3 separate regions of the Homo sapiens genome follow, and all the other regions are linked to region 2. Evidence: read pairs that join two places in POLR2A ChIA-PET (ENCODE). Cell type or tissue: MCF 10A. All regions are shown on one strand. Region 1 overlaps GLI3 (GLI family zinc finger 3). Region 2 overlaps GLI3 (GLI family zinc finger 3). Region 3 overlaps GLI3 (GLI family zinc finger 3).

Evidence for each region. ChIA-PET counts read pairs that join two places held together with the same protein. Peaks named below come from ENCODE experiments on the same cell type or tissue, not always from the same donor. Only the 100,000 strongest peaks of a DNase experiment are listed, where the experiment ranks them.
Region 1: POLR2A ChIA-PET joins it to region 2 with 10 read pairs; 3 of 35 experiments call an interaction of 5 or more read pairs at or near these places.
Region 3: POLR2A ChIA-PET joins it to region 2 with 10 read pairs; 2 of 35 experiments call an interaction of 5 or more read pairs at or near these places.

Annotation. Positions count from the first base shown.
Region 1 is chr7:42,194,145-42,202,144 of GRCh38, reverse strand. All of the region lies in intron 2 of GLI3 (GLI family zinc finger 3), which reads left to right. Among named protein-coding and RNA genes, the nearest start is that of GLI3, 39 kb to the left of the region's middle. In MCF 10A, no CTCF peak of the experiment used is centred here; DNase peaks (open chromatin) are centred at 3,634 and 4,514.
Region 2 is chr7:41,986,408-41,994,407 of GRCh38, reverse strand. The region is part of intron 10 of GLI3 (GLI family zinc finger 3); the gene reads left to right. Among named protein-coding and RNA genes, the nearest start is that of GLI3, 250 kb to the left of the region's middle. In MCF 10A, no CTCF peak of the experiment used is centred here; a DNase peak (open chromatin) is centred at 3,337.
Region 3 is chr7:42,068,369-42,076,368 of GRCh38, reverse strand. All of the region lies in intron 4 of GLI3 (GLI family zinc finger 3), which reads left to right. Among named protein-coding and RNA genes, the nearest start is that of GLI3, 160 kb to the left of the region's middle. In MCF 10A, no CTCF peak of the experiment used is centred here; DNase peaks (open chromatin) are centred at 4,348 and 6,098.

The DNA.
Region 1 (8,000 bases), 210 kb before region 2:
GGACTGCATATATGACAGTTGTCCCATAAGATTATAATACCGTATTTTTTTTTTTTTTTTTTTTGAGACGGAGTCTTGCTCTGTCTCCAGGCTGGAGTGCAGTGGCGTGATCTTGGCTCACTGCGACCTCTGCCTCCTGGGTTCAAGCGATTCTCCTGCCTCAGCCTCCTGAGTAGCTGGGACTACAGGCGCACGCCACCATGCCCAGCTAATTTTTGTATTTTTAGTAGAGACAGGGTTTCACTATGTTGGCCAAGATGGTCTTGATCTCCTGACCTTGTGATCTGCCCGCCTCGGCTTCCCAAAGTGCTAGGATTACAGGTGTGAGCCATGGCGCCCGGCCAATACGGTACTTTTACTGTACTTTTCCTATGTTTAACTATGTTTAGATACACAAATACCATTGTGTTACAGTTGCCTACAGTACTCAGTATAGTAACATGCTATGCAGGTTTGTATCCTGGGAGCAACAGGCTATGCCATACAGCCTAGGTATGTAGTAGGCTCTACTATCTGGGTCCATGTAAATGCACTCCATAATGTTCTCACAACAAAATTGCCTAACGACACATTTCCCAGAATGTGTTCCCATCCTTGCATGACAGTACAGCCCCAAAGTGACTTCTGGTTTCTTTGCGCTAGTGTGTCTGTCTATGTGTATGTGAGGGCTATTCTATATCATGATTTGTGGCCACCTACTAGCTTTGGGTCTTGGAATAAAGTACTTAACCTGTCCCTTAGCTGTGGCAGTAACAGTTTCTACCCGATGGACTGATTCTGTCAATTGCCCAGCAGTTTTGGACATTTATTACAGGAGTCCCTCCTTACCCAAGGTTTCTATTTCTGAGGTTTTAGTTACCCATGGTCAATCATGGTCCAAAAATAAGTAAGTGCAGTACAAGAAAATATTTTCAGAAAGAGACAGAGAGAGAGAGAGATATATCACATTCATATAACTTATTACAGTATATTGTTGTAATTATTCTATTTTATTATTAGTTATTGTTGTTAATCTCTTACTGTGCCTAATCGATAGACTAAACGGTATCGTAAGTATATATTTATAAGAAAAAACTTAGTGTATACAGGATTCAGGACTATCTGTGGTTTCAGGCATCCACTGAAATGTATCTGTGGAGGATAAGGGGGGACTACTGTACTGAATTTTAATATTACTTAAAACTAAATTGCACATAATTTTATTGTTTAAGTCCTAGAGTGTGTCCACTAGGCAGCATTCTGTTCTCCTAGAAATGGTTTTCATGCATTTCAGTCTGTCCTGTGTTTTTGCACAGGCTCAGGTTTAACCAATCCACATATAAATGCCTATTTTTTTTTTCTGAAAAGTTTTGACTAAAGGAGAGTCTTCTGTCTCATGATTTGCCCACAGTGCCCAAGAAGTCGTGAGGGAGCTAGGATAAGACTTGAAGCCTGACCTTCCTTCTCATAACAGGAATTGCCAGACCAGCCTGTCCAAAATGAGAAGCATTTGTTCAGACACAAGAAAACTGTTTTTGCTGGCTTTATTTTTAAAATGATATAATTTATCACTCTTTCTTGTGTGGGGCAAAAATCTGCCTCCCCATCACTTCAACACTGCCTGACCCCTCCTTGCCTGGTGTCCTTCAAAGGCACTTTAAAATAGTGGATACGGGAGGTAGTGGAGCGTTCTCTGGCTTTCTGCATCTACATGAGTTAGTGCTAATTCTTCTTCCGCAAGTACTTACAAATATTTGAAGGATAAGGCCTCAAAGTCTCTTTCCTTCATTCCTTTTACCTTTTTCCTGTCTGAGTTGGCTTTGAATGTTCACTGTCTGTTCACCTGGGCCTGGACATATGGTCCCTTTGGAAAGGATAAAGTGGGCTGCTTGGCATGGTGGATACACCATAGAGCAAACTATTCCTGTTAATGGGATAGATTGAATTAGGAAACCAGGTTTCACAGCTGTTTGACTCTCCGTGACCTCCATGACGGAAGGCGATATCCTAGGTATTCTTTCCTACCTGCTGCCAAGTCTTATTTCTGCCATTCTTTGCTGAAAATGACTTGAGTAGTAATTGTTTGGCCTTAGGTATAGGTCCTTTTTTGAGACAGAGTTTTGCTGTTGTTGTCCAGGCTGGAATGCAGTGGCATGATCTCAGTTCACTGCAACCTCCGCCTCCCGGATTCAAGCAATTCTTCTGCCTCAGCCTCCCTAGTAGCTGGGACTGCAGGTGCCCACCACCATGCCTGGCTAATTTTTGTATTTTTAGTAGAGACGGGGTTTCACCATGTAGGCCAGGCTGGTCTCGAACTCCTGACCTTATGTGATCCGCCTGCCTCGACCTCGCAAAGTGCTGGGATTACAGGTGTGAGCCACCACACCTGGCCAGGTATAGGTCTTTATATTTATCTTTATTAAATATCTTCTCCTTGGCCTCAGCCCATCATCACAGGATAAATCCGATAGGACATGGCTCCTGCCCTCAAAGAGCTCACCATGTTGTCCAGCTATTAGGCTAAGGTGAAAGGAGAGGACACACGTGTGCTCACACACATACACGCACATATATACAGTCTTTTGTTCACCTTCTACTTTTGCATGACAACCATTGCATATAAAAACTCACTGTAAAAACGAAAGCAGTTGAGGTAGAGCTGTCTGCCCCAGCTGGGACTGTAACCTGCTTGGTGAGACAGGGGAACTGGAAGGGGAGTCCTGCTTGTGTGCCCGTACTCTGGTTTTCTGCCTGTGTGTATTGAGGTAAATCAGAGTTCTAACGGGCTTTTAATGTGCTTTCTGTAAACTTATTAGAAATAGATATCTTGCCTGATGCCTGTTATTTACCTTGCATACTAATGTCTGTGGATCAACAATGGAAAATTTTCATCTGCTCCAAAGCAGGCTAGAGGCCTGAAAATCATTTTCAGAAATTTTAGAAATGTTAGTAACCCAGCTTTGCGGTGAGTAGCTAAAACCACATCTAACATTTGGATCCAGCTTTGTGCGTTTTCAAAGCCCTGCTGCTTCTTGCATGTCTAACTGGCATTTTTATAACTCTGTTCCTAGTATTCTCAGTGTATTCTTCTTTTGTTTCTCGTTGTTAACTGACTGCTTTATAGATGCCATTTGTTATCTATCATCATAATAAATTTTGGGGAAAAAATGCCTTGTCATTTTAGTTGGCAGTGAAATTGTCCCAAGTCTTTTCTTTTTAGTTAAAAAAAAAAAAAAGAAACTTTTTCTTAGAGTTTGAGTATTTTAAGTTATGTGTTTTTGACACCATTAATTATGTCTCATCTGGTTGTTTTTAAAGTGCCACCATCTAACATTTTTTTTCTGCAAGAGAGTTAATCTGTGTGTGCCGCCTGTGTGTTTGTGTGTGTGTGTGTATGTGTGTGTGTGCATATGCATCTCAAGGAGGTATCAAAGTTGCGCCCTAGAGGGAAGTACTGATTTTTAAAAATTTTAGATACTACATTAATCCCTTAAGGGAAGTTCTACAGTCTTGATACCTTTAGGAAGGTCACAGCCATTTGCCTAGAAGGCCCTGATTCCAGGTCTTGCCAAACCACCTTCAGATGAGGTAGAGGGTGTTTGGAAAATAAACAGAACTTGTCCTGGCCTGTGAGTACAGTCATGCAGTCCTCCCACATCCCCGGAGCTCAGCATCCCCAGGATTGGCTCTGCAACGGAGATCTCAGGACGGCTCCTCAGGCAAGCAGTGGAGTTGGGAAAGCTCACCTCATGGTGAGTGTTTTCTCGCTTGTGCTCCTGGATCCTTCTCACTCTCCAGCCTCAGACACTTGACTGCCTCTCTGAAGCTCCGAACCTGCCCTGGCCCAGGGCTTCCCGTCACATTTCCCTTCATTTTTCCTTTAAGGAACCAATCACTCAATGCAGTTATTCCATTTTTTGCACATTTGCGTGTTTACTTTCTGTCTCTGTGCAGAATGTAAGAACCATGAGCCTGTCCTGTGTCCTTCACATAGTGTCTCAGTGCTTGGAACAGGGGCCGCCACAGTGCAGGGGCTCAATAAATATTTGTGGAATGAATGAGTAGGTATAAAAATGACCTTAAGCCACACCTGGAAGAATTTAGGATAATTTTTACTCCCTTCAGGGAATAAAATGCTCCAGTCTAGCTTTGGGTTAAGATGCGTTTGCAGAGTAGATGCTTGGGCCATTTATTTGGGGCGGCCACACCTATATGTACCCGAATCATGATTCTCTGCTCCCTGCCTCCAGTCTGATTCACCATCTTTGACTGGTTCCCTTTAAACACATCAACGTGGGCTTCCTGAAGGTTATGTAGAGCGAGAGCCTTGCGTTAACGTGGACTGAATTTTCAGGGATTTGCACAGCTGCTGTGACGCCCAGACCATTGTTTCAGTCTCAATGCATGAGCAGGCGCTGACTCTCCTGTCTGGGGTAGCTAAGCCCGACACTGCTTTTAGGCCTGTGAGTAGCGAACTGTACCTCCCGCTGACCGGAACATAGCAAAGTGGTGAATTTCAGGTGACAAAGGCCCCCATCCTTCTCTGTACTGAGTAAGGGCTCCGTGCTCCAGTAGCACGACATTTCATTTGGTTTTCAAGTTACGTAATGAAGAGGAATTCAGAGTGTGCTTGAACATATGGCCCCAAGGCCATCCAGTGGTCAACTCCCCCTGCTCTCTAAGAGCAAGTTGTTTTAACTGTGATTGTGTTAGTCAGAGGATTAAAATAAGAAGAGGATGCCCAAGTTAATATCCTTGCATTTCTCTAGAAAGGGACCATAGTGTCAGAACTCTGTAACTTCTGCCGGGGCATCTTGGTATCCACAAGGTGAGGCCTATTGGTTGGTATTGGTGTATTAAATAAAGCCTAAAAATGGAGTGATTTTTATGTCATTACTCTTAGCTGCATAGATCTTGGATAGCTGTTGATAGGTTGTGAAGACTTGATTTTTCTAGGGACCCTGGGAAAAGCCGATTAAACTTGATGACGTTAAGAGGGACACATATAGTAGAGAAAAGCAGTCAGTAACGGGGGTCCTGCAGACAGCCAGACTCGGATGTGAGTTCAGGTCCTGCCCTAAGTATCAGGGGCCAGGAAGGCCTAAGTCAGGGCTACATTGTAGGCCTCAGTTTCCTTATTTGTAAAATCCAGAGGATAAAACTTCTTGAAGGGTTGCCATCAGGAGTAATAGAAATGAAGCACATGATGTATACACGACATTGTCGATTCCCTGTCCATGTCCTTTCTGTTGAGAAATACTACTTGATGGCTTCTTTACCATTTTGTTCCATAAGTAAACATGCTGCCAACCAATATTCAGATACATTTCCTTTTCTTCTTTTATCCTTTCTGCTTTCCTTCCCTTCTTTTTCTTTCCCTCTTGATTAGAAAGGTCCAGCATTTTTTAACATCTCAAGTGAGACATGAAACGGCTTTGAAGATGATCTCTTGTCAAGTGTACCAACAGAGATTTTAGAGGAAATTTGGAATCTTCATGTCAGAAGCAGTGTTGTCTTCACCAGGTTCATAAGGTGGAACTAAGATAAACTTATAGTGTGAACTTTAAGTAACAAAGGTGGTGACCTCTTTAAAAATCTATATAAATTTAATCTTTAATGCTTTAAAAGGGGATGCTGAAGGATGCTTTTGTGTAATATATTTTTTGGTGTTCTATTTACACGTAGATTTTTAAAAGATCTTTTTTGGGAGGTACATCTTCTGCAATGCAACGTTAATCAGGACGCCTTTGTAGGTAGAGAAAATATTTAGTCTCCTGTAAAGCTGGCCCCTCCCATCCACATTTTCTGCAGCTCTTATTTAACACTGGTGAGAATTAATAGTTGAAATTCAAAGAGCTGACTGACATTCTCTAGCCTAGATAATCCAACTATGTTTCCTTACCACTTTCTGCTAAAAGAGATTTACGATGTACCTGCATTGAGAGGTAGGTCCCTTTAAAAGATATTTCCCATTTTGTAGGACCATGAAAATGTCTTTAATCATGAGTAAATGAAGAGAGCCAGCATTGTCTTCTGAAGAATCTTGGGGATCCACCTTATTTATTTATGTACTGTTGGATATTAGTGAGGATAGGGGAGGCTGTTTTTGCTTTTCTCCCCATTAATTTTTGTGTTTAACGTTGTTTACCTTATTGGACACACTCCACCTGCACAACTTGGCAACAAAGTCATGTATGAAAAATGATCAAAAAAGGAATTACATTTAATTGTAGCATTCTAGTTAGAGCCAAGATACATAGAAACTGACACACTGTGTCTGCTCATTTGGCCCTTCTATCCTGCCAGAGGAAGATAGCAAACCAGATTTATTGAATACTTACTCATCTGTCCATCCACCCATTAATTCATGCATTCAGTAGGTATTTTTCATGTATGTCCTATGTGCCAATACTGTGCTAAGTACTGAGGGAGTGAATTAAACAAATAATTTCTGCCCTTAGGGAATAGATGGTCTGGTGGTGAAGCTTGATTATTAAATAAGCTATACTAATAAATTGTGATGATTGCCGCAATAGAGCAACACTGCAGGGATATGAGAGGACCTAGTGGGGGCACTGGCACCATTGGGAACAGAGCTGGGCATCTGGGGACATTTCCTGGAAGAAGAGGTATGCAAGCTGAAACTTATGAAAGAATCAGAAAAAGCACTGTAAAAACAGATGTGAGGAGGCAGGTACAAAGGGAGGTTATGTTCCAGACAAACGGGGTTGTTGGGCAGACTTTCCAGAGGTAAAAGGGAACCTTGTATATCAAGCAATTGAAATCACCTTACTGGGACTGGGGAATGGAAGTGGGAGGTGGTATGTTTTGACGAAGCTGGCTAAATAGAGTCTAGCTTATGAATGCCTAAGAAGCCCTGTTTCATTTTATCCTTAAGGCAGACATGACAGTGTTCAAGGATGGGAGATAGGTTTGTATTGGTGTTATATGACTCAAGCTACAGTGTATGTAATAGGTTAGTGGGGCAACACAGAAGACAGGAGACCATTAGGAGGCTACTTCATTAACTCAAGTGCAGACTGGTGATGGCTTAGACTTCATTGGTGGCAGTGGGGGTGAGATAAGTTGACGCATTAGAGGCCAGGCACAGTGGCTCATGCCTGTAATCCCAGCGCTTTGGGAGGCCGAGGTGGGCAGATCACTTGAGGTCAGGAGTTTGAGAACACCCTGACCAACATGGTGAAACCCTGTCTCTACTAAAAATAAAAAAATTAGCCAGACCTGGTGGTGGGTGCCTGTAATCCCAGTTACTCGGGAGGCTGAGGCAGGAGAATCGCTTGAACCTGGGAGACAGAGGTTGCAGTGAGCCGAGATCATGCCACTGCACTCCAGCCTGGGTGACAGGTGACAGAGTGAAACTCCGACTCCAAAAAAAAAAAAAAAAAGAGACAGAGAGAGAAGTTGATGCATTAGAGACATGTTAGTTTAAAATTGACAGGGCTTAGTAGGACTCTGGGGATGGAGGAAGGAGAGTCAAAGATGCTACCTGGTTCTCTAGCTAGGGCTTCATGGGTAGATGGAATGCCGTTCGCTAAGACAGACGGGAGTAGAGCAGATTTAGAGACAATGATGACCCCAAATTTGTCAGGTTAAGCTGGAGGGCATCCAAGTGGCTGGATATAAAGCTCAGAAACTTAGAAAAGAGACTTGAGTTGGAACTGTTGATGTTAATTGGGAAAGGATGAAGTCCAAGAAGCAGAGCCAGAAAAGTTGGATGTAGGCCTGAACCCCTTGGGACAACAATGCCGAAAGCAGATAGAGCAAAAAGTGCTGCCTCCTGGGAGCTTGGCTAACTGAGAATATGGTGACTCTTCCTAGACTATACACATTAAAGTTTGGCCCTGTCCTTTCTTAATGTAAATATTGATGAGTCTGTTTCATTAATTAATTATCCTCTAAGCTTATTGTCCTCATTTTGATGTGGTCTGTGTACCTATGATGAGGTTGATCAATACTGGGACAAATAGAGTTGGTGTGAGCTGAAAGGTTTTTCTGCAAGC
Region 2 (8,000 bases):
TTGACTCTTCAAACATGTTAGTCATGATAGGGGGCAAGATTTCTATTCCGTGAATGAGATTTCCACAAGCAGATTAAGGAGGAAATATGCCCTTTAGTTTTCTATTCGTTGACAGCATTGCATTGGGAAGAAATCTCTGTGCAAACTGTCCACAAGAACAATAGCTAGGGGCCCAAATTCCAGTGAGATAGAGTGCAGCTTAATCTTGTCAAGGATAACTTGGTCTTTGTTTTTCCTCCTTCATCTGATGCTTTAATGAATTATTTCAAGAGAAACCTACGATAAAGCATCAGATTATTTTTTTCTACAGCCAGTGGGACATAACATTGAAAGTTAGGGTTACCATTTAAATGCCAGAACCCTTACCCCACAGTTATGTCAACATTGTCATGGTGGGCAAAAATAAATTTTAAAATTCTTTTCATTTATAACAAATAGGAGCCAACTAAGATAACTCTGAATTATGTCATGACTAACTCAGAACCCCAGTCTAAAATTATAGTCTGAAAGGAGGCCCTCCTTGGTGGACCCTACAGGCATCTGTGATGCTGAGGTTTATCAGATTGTGGGGAATAGAGCAATCACAGGAAATTGCTTCCGTTTCCTGTGGCTTCTGATTCTCAAAGCACAAATCTAAGGCAGGCAGCCGGTTGGGAGTATATTGAGGCCTGGGACCACATTGGCTCCAAAGCTTGTTGTTTTCAATAACACATTTCTAATAACACATTCCTCCAGCAAGTATTTACTGAGTTCCTACTATAGGCTGGGCATTGTTCCAGGCACTTGGAACATATCATTGAACAAAACTGATAAAAATCCCTGGCTGTGTGGAATTCACATTCTGGTGGGCGGAGCAGACAATAAATATTAAACAATGTCAGTCAGTAAATTATAGTGTGTTGGAAGTGATAAGGGCCACGGGAAAAAAGGGAGAGCAGCAGGGTAGGGCTTGGAGAGTTCAAGGATGGGGAGGTTGGACAGTAAGTGGGGTCATCAGGACCAGGATCGAGCGGGGCGATGAGTCTCTGTAAGGAGGTGGCATTTGAAGAAGGACTGCCAGAGGTCAAGTTATCCTCGCTCAGTGACCCCATCCTAGACGTGACCACACGTCTCCAGCTGTGGATCTCTATGTTGCCAGCCTCTGGAGGGCATTTTCCTCTAAAACCCTGGCTCTGCTCTGTCTCCCTTGTTTCAGGGGTGGTCAGGTGTGCCTCCAGGTCAGTGTGGTCCTCGGGTTTCCTCTCACTCCACCTTTTTTCTTGCCGGACACTTTGTCACACATCCAGCTGACTTCTGGTGACCACTCATCTGTATTCTGGGATGAGGTCACAGTCTCACTTTTCCAGCAGGCCTCCTTGATAAAAGGCTGTTGCACAGAACTGAATTTTGCAGGCAGCATGGGAGAAACAAAAGGTTCAAAACAACAAACTGCTTAAAACTCGAGTGCTATATTGATTTCTATTTGCAACTCCTTAGCCCCTTCCAGCACAGTAATTTCAAATGAACCAGTTTTCCTGCTTAAGCCCACACTCCAACATATTGCTAGACATTTTCTGTCTTTCCTGTCTGATCCCCCCAAACTTACTGGGGCTGGCAAGCTACCACTGGCAAAGAACTTAATACTTCCTTGCCTTAATCGCTTCTTTTGGGGTCCTCCAAAGACACCCCACATGATGACATGCTCTGTCCCCTGCCATTTACTGTGTCCTTTGTTCTCTCCTTTACTTTCTTTTTTTGTTTCCCTATCTCTTAAAATACCGGTCTCGTCATTGTTTTCAATTTCTTCCTTTTTCATCCTCTGTACAGTCTCCATTGGTCAGGGGTTTTCAAATTGGGCTTTGTGAAATCTTTAAAATACTGTGTAGGTGTTTTTTAGTTTACCAAAGATAACATGGGGTAGGGAAGGGGCCCACATTCCTGCATCAGCTGCAGTCTTTCTTAGATTCTCAAATCTTTATGTCCAGGATTGTCTTCTCTGTGGGATCTCTCTACCAGAGATGTCCTGGAGGCATCTCCACTATGATATGTTCCACACAGAAGGGTAATCGTCACCAAATCTCCTGGCCCTCCAATACTGTTATTGTCTCAGATCTTTCAAGCTGGAGACTTCGGTATCACCTGTTACTCCTCTCTCTAATTCATCACCCACAAATTATTCCATAATGTCTTTCACATCTAGCCCCTTACTATTCATCCTCCTGGCTACTGCTGTAGTTCAAGGTCACAGCTTTCTTGGATGATTATAGCAACTCCTAGATGGATTCATTGCCCAGTCTTTGCTTAGTGCCTCTATGATGCTGCCAGAGTTACCTTTTATAAGAACAAATCTGATCATTGCCCTGCTTAAAACCTGCTCTTGGTTGCCTGGGATCTGGTTGCCTTAGGGCACTCAACTCCCCTTATAATTTTTCCCCAGGCTGCCTCTGCAGCACTCATCCTACAGCCACTCACCAGCATGTGCACACATACACATGCATACACACACATATGCACAGACACGCACACACATTCCCCAATCCTATACTTGGCACCATTTTCCAACACATTGTGTTTTTCTTAACACTGGGCCTCTGTATCTCTCTTCCCTTCTTCCTCAATTCACTTTTTCCTGTGTCAGCCTCCCTTTCTTCCTTCTGAATTCAGCTCAGTTACCCTGTTTATGAAACCTTCCCTTCTTCACTATTTTATTAGTGCCTATCCCATTGTTTCCCATTCACCTTATTTAGACTCAGGCACAATGCCTATGTCTCATATATGTTTTGCCCATGGCACACAAATGAATGAATCCCTATAGCCTACTGTCTGGGCTTATGCTCTTTCTCTAAACTCTATGCCTTCTACTAATAAGCTAAAGAAAATTACAATCTAGGTATAGAACATGTAGTGGATACTCATATTGCGTGTATGGAGATTTTGCTTTTATATACTTAGATGTACTGTTAATAGGGGGTCAAGATGTTTAGGAGGGTACTGCACACCAGGGTGGCTTGTGAATAAAAGTTGATTGAAAAATGATAGAGTTGATACTTCTACAGGTTGAAAAGCATGCCGAAGCGGAGGGGCTTGCTTTCCACCTTGGTTTGGTAGGACAAACCTGGAAAAGCCCTGGGCAATGGGCCTGCTAGTTTTCTATGATGTGGGGAGCATGAGTGAAGCAAAAGAATCATGCATTCTTCTGAGTAGCTTACTTTTAATTGCCAAGCAAATGTGTCCGTGCATTGAAGGCTAATTTTTAGACAGTATTCGTTTCTGCATTCCCGCAGCCAACCTTGGATAAGATCCAATGGACATGTCTTATTCTGTCTTGCCTTTTCAGTGTTGAGCACAGTAACTGTCATATCATAAATAAGCTTTGAGTGAATAGTGAATGAATGCGTCAGCTCAGCAGGGACTGTGGGCAGATTTCCAAAGGGATAATTTTGCCTACTTGCCTGCCTCCTTCCTTTCTTCCAGTAGTTCTTGAGACGTGCCTGTGCTTCTGTGATCAGCAATCACCATCCATCTCTACACACACACACACACACACACACACACACACACACTTGCCTTAATCTATTTTTAATTGCCAATGGAAAGTTCTCCCAGCACTTACCGTGTAAGACCCTCCCTTAGCAATGTGACGAGCAGTAGGCCTTCAGGGAGAGCCATGACCGTGGATGTAGTTTGGACTGTGGCTGGTACCAAAAACACTTCTCTACCTCCCATCTTCAAAAGATTTCATTAAAACGAATTGTCAACTTTTCTCCCAATATTAAAAATACTCTCTCCAAATCTACTTGAAATTCAAATACATTTTATTGTAACTATGATTATTTTAACCTATATTTTAGTGATCAAAATTATATCAGAATTTCTAAACTTGAAGGCCAGTTCAAGAGCTGATTGTTCTAATGTTCAGAATCAGACTTCAGTGATGTGGAGGGAGTATGGTTGCTTTCGTAGGGCATTGAAGACAGAGACCACCCATTCAAATTGGATCTCGTTTTTCATTTACGTTTTTTATTTTATTCTTAACTTTTGAATTTTCTTGGAATCACACTGCATGTTCAGATCCTTTACTAGTAATACCTATATGCTTAGGCTTCATGTGGATTGCTGAAATCATAAAAATTAGGAAATAAAGGCTAATGTTCTGTGTACTTCTAGATACTGGTGCTCCTAGTAGCTTGATTTTCCAACAGGAAAACTTTGTGCCTACCTTTGTAATCAAGGAGACTAAAAATTAAATCTTCTCTGTTCTTCTTAGGGATAGTCATTGTGTGTGTGTGTGTGTGTGTGTGTGTGTAAGCAAGCATTAATCACCCTACAGTTAAAAGTGCAAATGTACTATTATAAATATTATTATACCTATTCGTCCTACCTTTCAAAGTTTTAATAGGAAAATAAGCATTATGTTTCCTTTTTTTTTTTTTTTTTTTTTGGAGACAGAGTCTTGCTCTGTCACCCAGGCTGGCGTGCAGTGGTGCAATCTCAGCTCACTACAGCCTCTCAGGTAGCTGGGACTACAGGCGTGTGCTAATTTTTATTTTTATTTTTTGTTAGAAATGAGGTCTTACTATGTTGCCCAGGCTGGTGTTGAACGCCTGGGCTCAAGCAATCCTCCCGCCTCAGCCTCCTAAAGTATTGGGATTACAGGTGTGAGCCACTGCACCCAGCCCAAAATAAGCATTATTTTGACAACAGGTTGAATAGTAAAATTGCTATTAGTGTAGAGAGAAACTATCCATTAACTCTCTTTTCTGAATCTGGCAGAAAACCAAGCCCATAGGTGAGGGAATTTTAATGTTCTGGGATACAATCTGGCTTCTGAAATCCTTAACTTGGATATAAATGCAATTGCAATGGATGGTAATGCTTTCTCCGTATGCTGGACTTGTAGGAATGATCGTGCATAAGAGTGACAAATTCATTTGATCCTTCGGAGAGGTTGCATTTATAGCCACTTTCTTAGCTCCTCTGGCCTTTCTATTTTCCTCATCTAGGAGCCAGTTGTGGAACAGGAAATTGGGATTTAACTGCACCTCCTTTGGGGCTAGAGCTCAAATCAGAAACCTTGGCTCTTACCATGTTTGCTGGATTTGTTCATTACAGAGATGAAATAGAAGGTGCCTCTTTGGAGAATGGTTTTCCAAATAATTTCGTTCCATGACTACACAGTTAAAATAATTTTGCCTATCTGTGTTTAATAGTCTTTTTTAAAAGTATCTCTAGAATAGATACTACTGAATCCTTACTTGCTTAACTCTATATCTTTCTTTTTGGTAATTAAGCCCCTAATCAATTTGCTTAAGAAGAGTTTACTGGTTTTGTTGTCATTTGGCTGAAACAAAGTCGATATTTAAAAGGATATGGTATAAAATTAAATCTGCTCAGTAACTTGTAGAAACGATGTGCACAGAGTCTTAGAATAGTTTACACACGTCACTTTACTTCTCCATGTAAAATCACAATAGGACTTAAATACAGGCCACTCCAGGAAAGAAACTCTGAGAAGCTCTTTAACAAAAGGCAACTTACTGGATGGTAAGAGAAGCCTCTTAAGAGACAACAGTTACATTTTCGTTTTAGTAAAATAACTTAGAACTCAGAAAACAAAATTTTAAGAGAAGGAGCACTTTTATAGTTTCTAGAAGGAATTAGGGGCCTGTCTTAGCCTGTTTCTGTTGCGATAACAAAATATCTTAACACTGGGTAATTTATAAATAAGAGAAGTTGATTTCTCACTGTTCTGGAAGCTGGGAAGTCTAAGGTCAAGACGTCAGAAGATTCAGTGTCTGGTGAGGGCTCATTCTATGCCTTATAGCTGGAGCCTCTGGCTGTGTCCTCACACAGAAAGGGAGAGGGCTCCCTCCAGTCCCTTTATAAGGTCACTAATCCCTTTCATGAGGGCTCTGCCCTCTTAATCACCTCCTTAAGGCCCCACCCCCCCCCCCTTTTTTTTTTTGAGATGGAGTTTCATTCTTATTGCCCAGGCTGGAGTGCAATGGAGTGATCTTGGCTCACTGCAACCTCCTCCTCCTGGGTTCAAGTGATTCTCCTGCCTCAGCCTCCCGAGTAGCTGGGATTACAGGCACCTGCTACAATGTCCAGCTAATTTTTTGCATTTTTAGTAGAGACAGGGTTTCACCACGTTGGCCAGGCTGGTCTCAAACTCCTGACCTCAGGTGATCCACCCGCCTTGGCCTCCTAAAGTGCTAGGATTACAGGCGTGAGCCACCGTGCCTGGCCAAGGCCCCATCTCTTAATACACCCACACTGGTGATTAAGTTTCAACATATGGATTTCAGGGGTGACACATTCAGACCATAGCAGGGCCCTTAAGGCACTTTGAAGAATGAGGATGTTTCCTTTTGACCTAAATAATATAAATAACATCAACCAATATTATGAATATTTACTTCTTAGAAACTCTTCTCAAAAACTCACATTTCCTTCAGTTTTTAGGTCACGTTAATATTAAGTCACTACTGTGATTCTATTTATATGAGTTTGAGCCTGCGACATGTGCATTCCTTAGGGTAGGGTGGAGGGTCAGCTAGATAAATTATGTCACAAATTTTACATTTATACCTAGTTATTATATAATCCAAGGTAACAGCAAAACTGAAAAGATAGAGATTCTGAATTAACAGTGCGTCAATTTTTCAAGCATCTTTAGTAAATTTTAGAATATATCATGGATTAGAAACTATCTGCTTTTTCAAATCATGCACTATTTTGCATACTTGAACTGATGTTAGCGTATGATGTTTTTTGGCTTTGTTCTGTTAACAACTCTGCACAAAGTTCAGGTTTCTCCATCTTTCCACTCATCTCTACAACTTGGACGATGAGGACAGAGGAATACAGAGAAGTCGTCATTTATGTGAGGTTCCCAGGTTATTAACTGAGGCCAGTAAGAAACCCACTGGAAAATACTGTATCATAAAAATATGTTCCACAGCCGGGCGCAGTGGCTCACGCCTGTAATCCCAGTACTTTGGGAGGCCGAGGCAGGTGGATCATGAGGTCAGGAGCTCAAGACCAGCCTGGCCAATACAGTGAAACCCCGTCTCTACTAAAAATACAAAAATTAGCTGGGAGTGGTGGCGCATGCCTGTAGTCCCAGTTGCTCAGGAGGCTGAGGCAGAAGAATCACTTGAACTCGGGAGGTGGAGGTTGTAGTGAGCTGAGATCATACCACTGCACTCCAGCCTGGGCAACAGAGCAAGACTCTGTCTCACTCTGTCTCAAAAAAATAAAATAGGTTCCACTTTGACTCAACCCATCTGTGTGTGTGTGTGTGTGTGTGTGTGTGTGTGTGTGTCTGTGTCTGTGTCTGTGTATGTTGTAGCAGAAGTTGTGATTAAGATGCAGTCTTGTGCTTCCATGGAAAAACACTTGTCGGGCCCTACCCCAGTCAGTCTGAAGGAGAGGTGTAGCTCTGGGGAAGTCAGATTCCATTCTACCTGGCTGTTCCTTCAACCTTCTTCCTATTCTCCCACAATTTCCTGGTACCAGACTTCATCACCAAGTATACTTTTGTGAGTTTTTCTTTGGAGGCGTGGGGTGGGGGTGGGGGGTAATATCTTTATTGAGATATAATTTATCTACCATGTAATTCATCCATTTAAAGTATACAGCAATTCGTATGTTTTGATATATTCTCAAAGCTGTGCAACCAATACCACATGAATTTTAGAACATTTTCCTTACCCTACAAAGAAACCCCATACCCTTTTGCTGTCATCCCCAATTTCTCTATTCACCCACCTTTTTTAATATATAGATTTACCTATTCTGGATACTCATATAAATGGAATCATGCAGTATTTATCTTTTCTTGGACTGGCTTCTTTCATTTAGCATGCTGTCAAAGTTCAACCATGTTGTAATGTGTATGCGTATTTCATTCCTTTTAATAGACTTTTGTTTTTAAATGTGAAATGATAGTGTTCTGCTGCAGTGAAGCATAGTCCAGCTTTCCTTGGGGAGGTCTGGGGAGGTGATGGGGTGGGGTG
Region 3 (8,000 bases), 82 kb before region 2:
TCACAAGGAATTGTAATGAAATTTTTATGGTAAATTTTCATAGCCCCTATGTAAGTACACCAGAAGTCACTTGATTGATGGGAATGTCAGCCAAACAAAATGGCAAATGTGATCGAGCACATGGTTTACAGAAAGATAAAAGGAAAGAATGCTAGTGATAACATACATTAGAAAAGGAAAAAGGAAATCTCTTGGAAGTAAATACCATCTTCCTTGGTTTGGAGGAAATAAAGGATGGTGGAGTTGCAAAGTAAAACAGTATTTTTTTGTAGTACTGTCCAGGAAACTGTCATGTACCATAATAATTGGAGCCACTCTCTGGGATGGGCTGTCCCTTGCTAACGGCCTTGATATATACATTTATTCATATCTAATAATCACCCTTTATTCTGAGACAGTAAAGTTAGAAAAGCACAAATAATACTTTGAAGAATAATGCTGGTTATTCAGATGGTAGATTGCATCTCCGTGGCTATTAGTTACAGCTGTGTAATTACATATTATGCCAAAGAAAAATGAAGTTGTTTTAAAACAAGTCCTCCTCTGTGAACAGAATTAATTGATATTAACAATCCTAACTACATGCCCAAGTACACATATAATATTTTACCAACAGTTTTTTGGATCCATCTCCCATTACTGAATTGTAATTTCAGAGCAGATTTGCCTGGAGGTAAGTAATAAATCTGTGTTGCAGACTTCTATAAGCATTAAAGGAGAAGTGGGTATTTATAGAGAGAGAATGCAGAAACTTGTGACTGATCCTTTGAGTTTTCACTGGAACACAAGTAAGTATTTACAGGGTTCTGAAGCCTGCTAAAAATACCCTCTAATAAAACCAGGAGGCCAATTTAAAATTCTCTATACAAAGGGAAGGAAATTCCTAGTTCAGCCTGAAACATGACATGTAATTCACCCCATTATACAGAGGTTTTATGATACAGATGTGACCACATGGGTCTCAGATGAGGATCTGCCCCATGGTTCAGAGCATGCAAGGGCCAGATAGACCTCGGAGACATGGATGGCTAATTCCTCCCAGACTGGAGCCTTTGTGATGTACTTAATTTAAGTCAGATTTTCTCCGGAATTTTGGAGTTCTTCATTCTTTCAGAAATGATGTTCTAGAGCAATTTTTTAAAATGAGTTTATATAATAGGCTGAACTATTTCCTCTGCATTCATTATAGTTTGCCTTGTAATTAAATTCAAATATGAATTTATCAATAAAAACCCCAAGTCTTGGTTCTATGGCGGAATATAACAGCAAGCCCTCCTGTAGCCCCCACTGTGTGTTCTAGGCCCTCATTACTGACCTGCATTGGCCCGTGGTGATAACATCACGAGACAAGATGCGTCACATCTGGACCATCCTCGTAGGCAGAGTCGGGGGAGTCACATTTCAGGTGTGACTGTTGAGCTGGGTTTTCTTTGGATTTTAGTTCTTCCTGCTTTTTTAGCCAGGCTTTGGATACTTTACTAGCATCTGACTAAATGGTTCTCTAGCAGCCTAAATGTATAATTATCAAAAAGATTGATGATGTAAAGCTGATAGATAATCCTGAGCCTCAAAAGACAAGTCCTGGAAGATTCTGAGAGGGAATATCATTGCTGCGGGCACAGAGAATGGTGAGCTTATGGGTTTGTGGCCTCCTGGGACTGCCTGGTTTTAGTGCATCCTGGCAGGGCCCTGGGTGGACGCTATGCTTATGAAGTGGGCCCCAGCAAGCTGGGGCATGTCACGCCCCTGTGTCTTTGTGACTGACATTCTGTCTGCATTGGTCTCAGTGGCCTTCCCTCTCTGCATGGTGAACTCCTGCTTATATTCATCCTCAAGGCCTAATTTAAGGGCCGTCCCAGAGACTCGCATGTAGCTTTGTTGTGATGCTTTTCCTCTTGCTTGGTGATTTATTGTTAACGGTCACTGCTCCCTTCTAGTTTCAGGGGCAGTGCCCAGCACTTGGTCAGGCACTTTGTAAAAGGTGCTCAGTGGACACTCACATTGGCCCAGTCTGAGAGACAGTGGAGGAGCAGTCAGAGAGCTCGAATTCCTGTTCTTGTGTTGCCACTCACTTGTGCTGTGCACTCTGGCCACTGACCTTTGCATGTGTTGGTTTCGTAACGTGGAAATGAAGCTGTCTGCTGTACCCACCTCTTCAGATCACAGGGAGAGTTCAATGAAATAATGTTCATGTAAGCACTCTGAAAAGCACAGAGCTCTAAATAAATGCTGAAGGTTGGCATTCCAGGCAGTGGGGGGCATGAAAAATACTGGGAGTTTCTATTCTGCCCTTGCTCAGTTATGAGACCCTGGGTTGCTCTTGCACCTTCTGAGGTATGATAAGTAGACACCTGTGATCACCTTGAAAGTGGAGGCTAATCGAGGCAAATGTGGCTTGGTTATAGAAATCTTAAAAGCACGTATTTGCTAAGGGATGAATCAGTTACCTGGGAAAGTAAAATCACTTCATCCAAAACTTGAATTCCAAACTGTTTGCTATATAATTGTCTTATAGAAAATGAGATCAAGTGAAGAGTACTAAGTTTTTGCAATATTTTTAATTCTAAGAAGACAAAATTTGGAGATATTATCATTATTTTGTACACACAATTGTTCTTCTGGTGCCAGCTTTAAAAACTAAATTACGAGTCTCCTAAAAACAAGGATTTGTGTTGATGGAAATGCCGACAGATCTCTGTTTAGAAGAAGGGCAGGCGCTTCTATAATTATGCTATCATATCCTATCATTAAAGATTCTATTGAAAGAGGTTTATAAATTGCTCCTCTTTTTAGATAAACCACCCTATATTAAGGCATCAACGATATGGTGCAGAATTAAATTAAAATCTCATAAAATGAAATATGTTTCGTATTAGCTGTTTGACACTTAATTTGCCTCTGAATGAGTAGAGGAAATCACAAATTAACCTGCCTTTGTTTTTCCAACCATGGCTTATTAGGTGTTAGAACAACTGCAATTACAGACTAATAATAACCACTAAGCCTTATAAATATGTACGGAAATACGTCAGTTTGTGTTAAAGAACCCAGTTTGCTAAACGGAATGCCTTCAGCTTGCCCTGCTTATTCTTACGGTGTTATCCACAGTTTATGGTTAGGCAGTGTAGAATGAGTATAGAAACTTGAATGGATTCAAATACATCACTAGAAATAATTTATAATTTATTGGCATTTTGTTTCTTAAATCAAAATTGTGAATTTAGACTCAGAACTTCTAAGTAGGACCTGGAATATAAGTAGTATTATTCTCTGAGTTGTCACGTAAAGGTTGTTATAAAATGTACAATTCCTGCATTGTATTTGTTTAATTCAAGTAATTTGAAAATTAAGAAACACTGGATATGAGGAATCTTCCCGTTTCCTCGGAAAGTTATTCTCCACTGAATTCACCAGGTCTTAGGCCCAATAAACAAATGGAATGTTGCTCTCTCTCCCTCTCTCTCAAATCCTTTGAGAGACTTGTTAAGCTAGATTGCAAGAAGTATAATGTTTTAGAAAAAATATCAGAGTGAGTCTACTTTATTACTGAGATTATTTTGTGCATTAATGAAAGAACCTGAATCTATACACACATACTCTTATTTTATGTGTATATTTTTACTTCTTGGTCTCTGTATTTCCTGCCTTGCATTGTTGACATCAGGGCTGTTCCTTCCCTAACTCGAGGAGACACTACTGTATTCTATGGGAACAAATGATGCCTGCTAGGCTAAAAATAAGTACTAATTTTTAAAATTTCACTTGGGAATGTAGGCAATTGGTATATTACAGCCTACTACCCCAGAATACAATTGCATTGTCAAGTGGCTACTTTCCACAGTAATAATTAAAGTACTTTCTCTCTTGCATTTTGAGTGTGTGTTTTTTGTTTTTTAGTGTTAGAACTCAATTAAGCATGCTTCCTTTTTAAAAGTAGGCATGGTGTATTTGTAGAAACCCAAATTATAAAGTAGCTTTAAATTCCAATTTGATTTCATTCATTTTGGATTTTTCTTGGGAAAAAGAAATGTAGCCCTTATGTACAATCTTTCTGAGCCAAGGTTTTCTAATTTATGGACCAGTATTAATTGAATTTCGAACTGTCTTTCTGTTTCATACTGAGATCTGCAATTCATTTTCCAAAGCAGGGTCCTTGGTTACTAATCCATTGCAATAATTAAGCCCCACCAATCTTCTTGCCAGTCGAGCTGTGAGCTGCTCTTGCTTTGTGCTGTGGATGTGAACAGTACTGCACCCCAAGCCAGCTCACATAAAGGCTGTTGCATTTCACCATCCACTTTACTAATCCACTTTCGAAAACCAGCTTTTCTGTCTTAGGGAAAATGAGCACTCATGTTCTGTTCTGTACGTCAGCCCTTTTTTTTTCTTTGTTGAGTCAATGTGTCTCCTTCCAAGGCTGCCTGACACTCTCTGGAATCATTCCACCTAAGTAAGGAGAGCTGTTCTTCCCACTAAAAGTGGCCACCTCCCTTCACCTCAGGGAGAGGACTCAGTATTATGAAGATCATTAATATCAGCTGTGAGACAGAGTGCACTGGAAATAGGTAAGGCCTCGCCCCCGTAATTATGGCTGCCTGTTAGGGATGAGAGCAGGGAGATGAGAGGCAAGTTTGGCATATGAATAAATACATTTCTTCCCAGAGAGAAAAAGCTCTAAGAAAAGGTATATCATTATGGTAAAAGCTTAGAGAAGGAAATAGTAAGTAGATGACCAGGGCTACTACTGAGTTCCCCTCCCCTAAATTTAGCACGTTGCTTGTCCTGGTATTATCTTTACTGAGAGCTCACATACTTATTCCAAAGGAGCCTCTTCAGTCTAGCTGCTTACTGAAAACACTATATTGGGCCTGTTCATGTAATAGTGATTTCATTCGTTGCATTCTTAGGGAAGTTTCCGGTAAAATATGGAGATTTAGTAAAACCTTATAATTATATTTGGGGTCAAAACTAGTTTGGAATATTTTAATAGTGTAACTTAAAATTAACAAAGGAAAGTTTCCCCCCGCCTCCTCCACCCAGTGTTTGTGCTTTACCATAACATTATTAAGACTGGTAAAGTGTAATGACATATCAAATTGCAAAGTCTAGCAAATACTGTAGCAAACCCTAAAACACTCCCCACCGCCCCCCCAAAAAAGAAAAAGAAAACATGAACTAAATTATAATTACATCTCTCAGGGTGAAGACGATCTGTGTATTTCTTTGCATTTGCTAGGCTGAGCCCATGCTCTACATATGGTAGCTCCTAAATAAATATTATTTTTAATGATGATAAAAATAATAGGGTCACTGCTATGACCATCATTTTTCTTTTGTTTCTGTTTGAGTGTGTCACCTCGTGCCAACAAGCTAGGATTCAAAAAATAAAAGCTCAGTGACTACTTTTGATAGAATAGATTCTATTAATAGTAGCTATTGCCACATCAGATGCTCTCCACTGTCAAACTAATTTCCTGATATTAAAGCAGTTACTGGTCCCCTTATATGACTGAGTGCTATTTAATGTATTGCTGCTTTCCAGAGCCGACACATGGAAATAAAATGAATGAAATTAGCCATCTTAAATGAACAATTTAAGAAGACCATAGCAATATCAAAGATAAGGGCAAAAAAGAGATGAATAGATAATTCAGATGAAAAAGTATATAATCATGACCATAGCTGACATTTTTGAATACTTACTATAGGCTAAGCACAATATTAAAGACTTTATGTAGTCATAATATTTATGTGTGTTAATATTTATAACAACTCTATGCTGGAGTTATTAGTCTCATTTTAAAGACATGGAAACCTTGACATAGAGAAGTTACTCAGCTTACAAGTAGGTAGTGCCCTTGAGTTAACCCAGGCATCAGACTCCACACCCTTGCTCCGGACTTCCATGCCTTGCTAGTGAAAATGAAGACCACAGACTTGGCTGCTCTAGTTTCTACTTCCTGGATGAGCACAACTATTTCTAACAGTACCTGATAGGAAGTTTTCAGTGTTACTGGCTGTCATTGTCTTCTGCAAATTCCCAAGGTGGAAATACAGCAGTGTGCGAAGAGCCATAAAAAGCCACGTTCAGGCCTTTTGACCTAATGTACCTATTGAGTAACCCAAAAATGAGATGCTTATCAGTCTTTGCTGCTGTAGAATGTATGACACTATACAATAGAACAGTTTACATATTCAGCCACTGGAGTGGTTTGGTAAATTGTGATTCATCAACTGGGTGGAGTGTTGACCAATACTTAATCACATTTGAGAAGACTCTGTTAGAACATGGGTAGATAATAATTAGTGATTATAGCGGTAAACCCAATAGAAGGGAAGCCATGTTAGAACACAATGTGTATCTGCGTAGAGCCTTCTTCCTTCAGATACCTATGGCTTGCTCCCTCCCTTCACACATTTCCCTGCTCAGTTTCTGCTTCTCAGAGAGGTCTTCTGTGAACAACTACTTAAAACAGGGATTGGCAAACTGTGGCCTATGGGCCAAATACGGTTCATGGCCTGTTTTTGTCAATAAAGTTTTATTGGAACACAGTGACATTCCTTATTTAGTATTATCTGTGGCAGCTTTAGCAATACAAGGGCAGAGTTGAGTAACTGTGACAGAGAATATGACCTGGAATGCCTGAAAGATAAAAGTTTGCCAACCTTGGTCTAAAATAACACCCCCTCTCCATCTTCACTCTGTACTTCTTTCTCTGCTTTATTTTTCTCTTTTTTATGAGCAATGCCATGTGTCATGTTTTCTACTTTTATGCTTTTCTACTGCTATTGTTCACATTTTTCACTGCATATCATGTCAAATCAAAAAATAAATGTCTTATTATTTGGTTATCATTTCTCGTGATTAACTGAAAAAGTTTAAGTCCTGCCTAATTTTCAAGAACTATCTTAGGCCACCTACATACATAGTTTCCTCATAGTTAGGAAAAGATGGTTGAGTTTCAATTCCTAAACTTTTAAAATTCTGATGAGCGGGCACATAAATCCAGATCCGCCGATACACACTTTACTTTGCGTTAAGAAACAACCACAAAACAGATAAATTGTACTCAAAGGGTGTATACTCCTTTCTGTTTTGCAGTATTTCTAATGACTGAAATACTGAATTCGGTCCTCAGTTGCAGAGAAAGCAGGCCCTAATTATAGTGTATATTCAGAGTCTGAGCCCCAGCTTCTTGGATAAAATTCCTGTGTTCTTTGTGCTGCGCTCAGCAGCACGGTCCAGGAGCAGATATTGACTGAGGTATTCACGTTCACTGAACCGGAAGCCGCCGACTCTATAGAGGCTGCTGTCAAACCTGTTGCGGGGGCCTGGGAGGTACTGGGCTGTAACAGACTTTTTTCTTTGAGTACAATGCTTCCACTCATGTTAAGCCTGGCTTCAAAGAAAACAGAAATTTACTGTTGTCATTTTATTTATTTTTTTAAGTATGTGTTTGAGAAAACTGAACTTTAACAGAATTTGTCCTGATGGGAAGACACTTTGAGGTTAGGTTTATATGGTGAATACTGCCTAAACTGAAGCTCCCTGCAGCCTTTCCTATGTGGCCGTCTCTCCCTCACTTAGGTAACAGAGCCCCACTTTTTTCACCTAAACAAAGACATGCCATTTCCTATAGCCACACTGCAAGCTGAGTTCATTTCAGACCTTTCCTCGGGGGAACAAAGGCCAATGACACAGGGCTGCCTGTCACTCATTGTTGTTATTGTTGCATCCCCATCCCTGCCCCGGGGAAAATCACACATCAGAAAATAAATGTTAGCAGATATGTTTCCAGGAACCTGCTTGCTAACTTTTTGAGTATGAAGTAACAGATTAGCCAGATTTTGGATCTTCAGTGACCCAAGCAAGCTAAGCACACTAAAAGGAAATAGGAGGAGAGAGGTGGATTTTGAAACTCATCCTTGGAGCTCTGAGAAAACTAGGGATGTTTTGGCAGAGAGCTATACTGAAACAAATTTGAAAAATACAATCTTGG